Regions from separate parts of the Homo sapiens genome. Here region 1 is linked to region 2. Evidence: chromatin loops called from intact Hi-C (ENCODE). Cell type or tissue: HepG2. All regions are shown on one strand. Links, peaks and the distances in the headings refer to the core of each region. The heading gives the core; the rest is flanking DNA.

Evidence for each region. Hi-C counts contacts between places; a loop is a spot of excess contacts. Peaks named below come from ENCODE experiments on the same cell type or tissue, not always from the same donor. Only the 100,000 strongest peaks of a DNase experiment are listed, where the experiment ranks them.
Region 1: a loop joins it to region 2, with 12 times the contacts of the local background. A loop is called at or near these places in 3 of 110 quality-filtered maps.

Annotation. Positions count from the first base shown.
Region 1 is chr2:139,945,457-139,948,270 of GRCh38, forward strand. No RefSeq gene overlaps it. Among named protein-coding and RNA genes, the nearest start is that of LINC01853, 170 kb to the right of the region's middle. In HepG2, for the core only: a CTCF peak has its summit at 1,446 (motif pointing left); no DNase peak of the experiment used is centred there.
Region 2 is chr2:138,921,576-138,924,389 of GRCh38, forward strand. The region is part of intron 2 of LOC105373640 (a long non-coding RNA gene); the gene reads left to right. Among named protein-coding and RNA genes, the nearest start is that of NXPH2, 140 kb to the left of the region's middle. In HepG2, for the core only: a CTCF peak has its summit at 1,584 (motif pointing right); a DNase peak (open chromatin) is centred at 1,586.

The DNA.
Region 1 (2,814 bases), core at 26-2,525, 1.0 Mb after region 2:
CTCCACCTCCCAGGTTCAAGTGATTCTCCTGCCTCAGCCTCCCGAGTAGCTGGGATTACAGGCACCTGCCACCACGCCTACCTCATTTTTGTACTTTGCATGTTGGCCAGCTGGTCTCAAATTCCTGACCTCAAGTGATCCGACCACCTCATCCCCTCAAAGTGCTGGCATTACAGGCGTGAGCCCCCATGCCCAGCCTAAACAGTACCTTCTTATTTTAATATTCCTTCTTTGTATTTTCTCCTATTGTTCCTATCCATCCAACCCACCACCTTAAATTTTCTCCATCTCACTGGACTGTCTCAAGAAATTTTCAGTTTTAAAGAAATGTAACGTAAGAAATCTGTATTATCCTTCTATTGTTGCCGTAACAAGTAACAACGAACTTAGTAGCTTAAATGCAACAAATCTATTTTCTTAGTTATCTGTGGGTGAGAAATCCAACATGGATCTCACTGGGCTAAAATCAAGGAATCAGCAGGGCTGTTTCTTTTTGGAGAAAAGAATTTTAAGCAAAATTTTTATCTTTGTTAAGTTTGGGTTGTTGGAAGAATTCAGTTCACTTCTTTACTGTCTACAAGCCAAGTCTGTCCCTAGCTTCTAGAGACATCTGCATTCTTTGGCTTGTCACTCTTTTCTTCATCTTCAAGGCCAGCAACCATGGGAAGAGTACCTCCACTCTTCAAATCTTTTCTTTCATCTCACGTCTCTGATTAGCTGGAGTAAGTTCTCTGCTTTTGAGGGTTCTTATGATTTAATTGGGCCTATCGGGATAATTTAGAAAAATCTTCCTGTCTCAGGGTCTGTAACCTTAACCATACTTGCAAAGTCCTTTTGCTATTTACAGTAACACACTCAGAAATTCTGAGGGTTAGGGCATGGACATATTTGGAGAGCCATTATTCTACCTATTATGGGCAGGCAGTGAGATATTGGTGCTTCTTTTTTCTTAGCAGTTAAATGATGGGACTGATTAAGAAAACATTGCATTTCAGTTCAAACTTGCTGCTTTTATAAAATGAAGCTGGTGATAACCTATCTTCCACTGACATTTACGTTTTTTGTTCCTCTTCCTTTAAATGCCTACTCTCAGCCTTTTCAATATGCCAACAAATTAATCTGATAAAACACGTTCACACGTGCATCTTTGTAAAATAAACTAAGAACATCATTTTCCAAAGAAGTTGGTTATTTGTATTTCTTATTTAAATAGTCCTAATTTCATCATCCCATATGTTAATGATTCACTGGATAGTCTCATGTTTAGCATCAGGAGAGGGCTTCCTCAAGTCCAGGCCCTATAACTGACAGATGTCGGAAGCATCCCAATATGTGGAATCATTATTGTTGATTATGAGGAGGATGCTGTCATGTGCCATCAACACCTCTTATCAGAAATGAAGGATTTATATCCGTAACTGCTAGAAATGCTGCTGGAAGACTGCCCTCTGCTGTCAGCCCTCCCTAGGGATTGCCTACCTACCACACTCAAGATGAAAAATTCTTTGGGACAAGTAACATCTAGTCATTGGTCAATTTGAGGTATAGAAGTAAAGCCCCCTTTCCCTAACTCAGGACAACTCTGAAGTCCACTTCAAGCTCCAGAGTTCCTTAGGATGTCAGCTAAGGTCTTTTGGGAGCTACACCATGGCTCTGTTTCTCCCTCTTCTCAATCCTGGTTTCATCCTCTCTCTTCCACAAATGTTGATCCCAAGTGTGTTTCCTTAGGAACTTCCTACATGCTTCCTAAAGCCTAGAGCTTCATTAGCACAAAAGAAGGTTATAGTGATGACTACTGCTATGCATAGAAATTTATGCAAATTAAGGTTACTTCAAGTATTAAAAAATGATGACAATGATGATGGTGATTTTTAGAAAATACGTGGAACTGCAAATCTAATGTTACATAATATATATTTGTAAAATAAAGCAATCTCATGTTTGTGATAAGATATAAGGCATAAACAATGGAATAATTTGTCACAAAAATTTGTTCCATCATTCCTCTCCATAACCTAATGGAACTATGTCGGTGTCTTTTTTTATTAAAATACTCCTTAATGCTTAGTTCAATTGTTAAGGGCCACTTTATAGACAGAAGTCCATTAATTTCCTATTGGTATAAGCTAATATTTAGGAATATATTGGTCAAATATATTTTGACCAGTTTTCTTGGATAATGTAAAAATAAGGTAGGCATTCAACAGAACTAATGCCGGGCTTTTATCCTGCATGAAAGTTTATAAAATTTATCTACTTTTCAACAGAGACATGTTAGCATTCAAATCATGTATCTACAGACATGTATGCTGAGTACAGCATATGGTATTATCATTAAGAAAGAGATATGGAATCCAAGCACTTTGGGAAGCTGAAGCAGGAGGATCACTTGAAGCCAGAACTTCAAGACAAGCTGAGGCAGCAGTGAGACCCCCACCTCTACAAAAATACTTAAATATTAGCAAGGTGTGGTGGTGCACCTGTAGTCGCAGCTACTCAGGAGGGTGAAGGGGGAGGATCTTTTGATCCCAGGAATTGAAGACTGCAGTGAGCTATGATCACTGAAAGAAAGAAAAAGGAAAGGAAAGAAAGCAAGAAGGGAAGAAGGAAGGAAGGAAGGAAGGAAGGAAGGAAGGAAGGAAGGAAGGAAGGAAAGAAGGAAGGAAGGAAGGGAGGGAGGGAGAGAGGGAAAAAAGGAAGAAAGGAAAGAAAGAAAGAGAGAAAGAAAGAAAAAGAAAGAGAGAAAGGGAGAAAGAAAGAAAGAAAGGAAGGAAGGAAGAAAGAAAGAAAGATGGATGAGAGGCACTGCAAAAA
Region 2 (2,814 bases), core at 128-2,627:
GTCTTGATTGAGAACACTGCTTAAGTGATAGATTACTGACCCCAAGGCCAACAGGGATCAGGCATTAATGTAAAGAAAAGGGCTGGGTGGGGACTGGGGCAAAATGGGGTTCAGCCATAGGTAATTGTTTCCATGTGGAAGTGTGAGCTTGGACAGGTGTTTTGATTTTTGAAGAGAAGCAGAAAATCCATAGCATTGATGTGAAATAATGATTTTTTTTAAATGTTGGTAAATAATTTCAATTTTTTAATTTTTTTGAGATGGAGTCTTGCTCTGTCACCAGGCTGGAGTGCAGTGGTGCAATCTCGGCTCACTGCGACCTCCGCCTCCCAGGTTCAAGCGATTCCCCTGTCTCAGCCTCCGAGTAGCTGGGACTACAGGCCTGCGCCACCCCGCCCGGCTAATTTTTTTTTTTTTTTAATTTTAGTAGAGACAGGGTTTCACCACGTTGGCCAGGATGGTCTTGATCTCCTGATCCAGTGATCTGCCCTCCTCGGCCTCCCAAAGTGCTGGGATTACAGGCGTGAGCCACCGCACCCGGCAATAATTTCAAAAATTTTAAATACTTTTCTTAGTAGACAAAACATGTCTGCTGGGCCACCAGCTTGCCAGCTGTGAATTTAAAACTTAATCATTGGGCTGCAATCAGAATTACTGAGACAAACAATAAAGTTGCTGATGCATGAATAAATGATGCATGGATATTTAACTAAATTAACAACTGATGCATAAATAGTAAATCAAAGAATTTTAGAATGAGAAGGGACATTAGAATCACCTTGGAACACCTTTCTCTATGATACAGATGAAAAATCTCAGGTCCACAAAAATTAAATTCTCGGGCTTAAACTCAGATGCACAAATTAAATAACATGGACTTGAATCCAAGTGTTTTGATGCTTGGCTTTTCCCACATCTCCAAGCAACTGTGGGGTGTGTGTATGTGTGTGTGTGTGCGTGTGTGTGTGTGCATATTGTGCTATAATAAAAGTGTAAATGGAATGACACATGGTGGTCAATGCTAGTACAATTCAAATTTTACTGTGCGTGCGAATCAATTGGGGATCTTGTAAAAAATGAAAGTTTTGATTCAGTAGGGCTGGAATGGGGTCCAGGTCTTTTCAGTTCTTAAAATGTCCCAGGTAATGCTGATCCCAGTACCAAATTTTGTTAGTAAGGACCTACCTTATTGACAATTGTCCTGGATGCCTGGGCTGGACTAAATGTCCAAGAGCAGAATATGTTCTTTGCTCTTTTCTGTGTCAGTCAACACTCTAATATTGTATTTCTCTCATTCTGAATCCTTGATAAGTAAAATATATTAAATTAAATGCTAAATTCACTCAACAGGAAAAGTAGATGAGCAAATGACTGGAAACAAGGGGTAGTAAGCTATATGAATCAAAAATCTCCGTGATGCAAAGCATATGAGTCCTCTCATGTCTTGTTTTATAGATAAGTATTAGTTCTGGTTAGTTCTTGGGGACCTCTCAAATCATTTTGTAACTAATAGTAACAAAAAAATGACATTCTTGACAATAAAGGAGAAAAAGGTATTTCAGAATGTAACAGCAAACATTCCACAAGATGGCAGTAAACTCTTATGCTTTACATTATCCTTAACTTTAACCTTTTACAGAATATATATTTCATCAGTGGAAATTTTTCGGACTGAGAATTACACATTGTTTTTTGAAAAGACAAAACAATACTTAATAAAACTTATATTTTTCACAGTCCCCAAACTAATGACTATATATCTACACTTTCTTCTTCATATGAGTATGACACAGTCATGCCATTCTTTTAACTTGTACTTAGTTTCAGGTTCTCATTTAAGACTGAGTGGAATATACTTTGGTGAAATATTGTAAATGTTATGAAAAAATAGGTAGATGATTAAGAGATTTTAAAAATAAAAATAAATAAAAAAATGACCAAAAGTAAGAGCTGGAAAATGTGTTAAAAACCTTGAATATAATAATAATCTATTTTTCCATAAATTTCACAATATTTCAACAAAAATGTGTTTTTTATCAACCTAAAAATACTGGTAATTACGGTTTAATACCCATTGCATTATAAGACTGTAAACATTAAAGAAATCACACTCTTAAGACTTGTCTGTAAGCTCTGTATTCTCTCTAAACCAGTCTCAGGAGATTACAGAAGCATGAATTAAGAAAAAGAAAATACAACAATTAAGGGTTTTCTAACAAGCTGTTCTCATGTGAATAAGAAGAAATGGGTAATCTACTGACCTAAAGATGGTGATATACATATGTACAGATACCCTCCTTTATACTGCAGTGATAATGGCAAAATTGGGTAGTACCCTCTTTCATCATCAAACCTGTGTGTGACCTAAAACCACTCATTTAATGACTTTGGGATTCAGTTCCTTCTAGTATAAAATAAAGTATATAGATTAGTTGATGTCGTTTCCAGCTCTGTAACATTCCAGGTTTCTCAGGAGAAAACATAGTTAAGTAAGATAAGTGTAAACTTTGAGAAGGACCATGGTGTGTAGAGGTTACTGGGGCCTTTAGGGTGTGGCAACACCGTATCTTTTTTCTTTATGTATTCTAGGTTGCTCGTAGAGAGAATCCTGGAACCGTATTTGTTTTAATATAACCCAGAAAGAGACTGGCAAGGTAGAGTGCTGCATCAGCACTGAGGGGTGTGTGGCTGTTTTCTGTATTCTTGAAATAACCGTATTATGAATCTCTTTTCTTCACGCATAAGTTTCATTTCATTAGGCCCTTAAAATAGTCAAGGGAAGAGTTGACAAGTAGTAAATGATTTGTGTTTAGC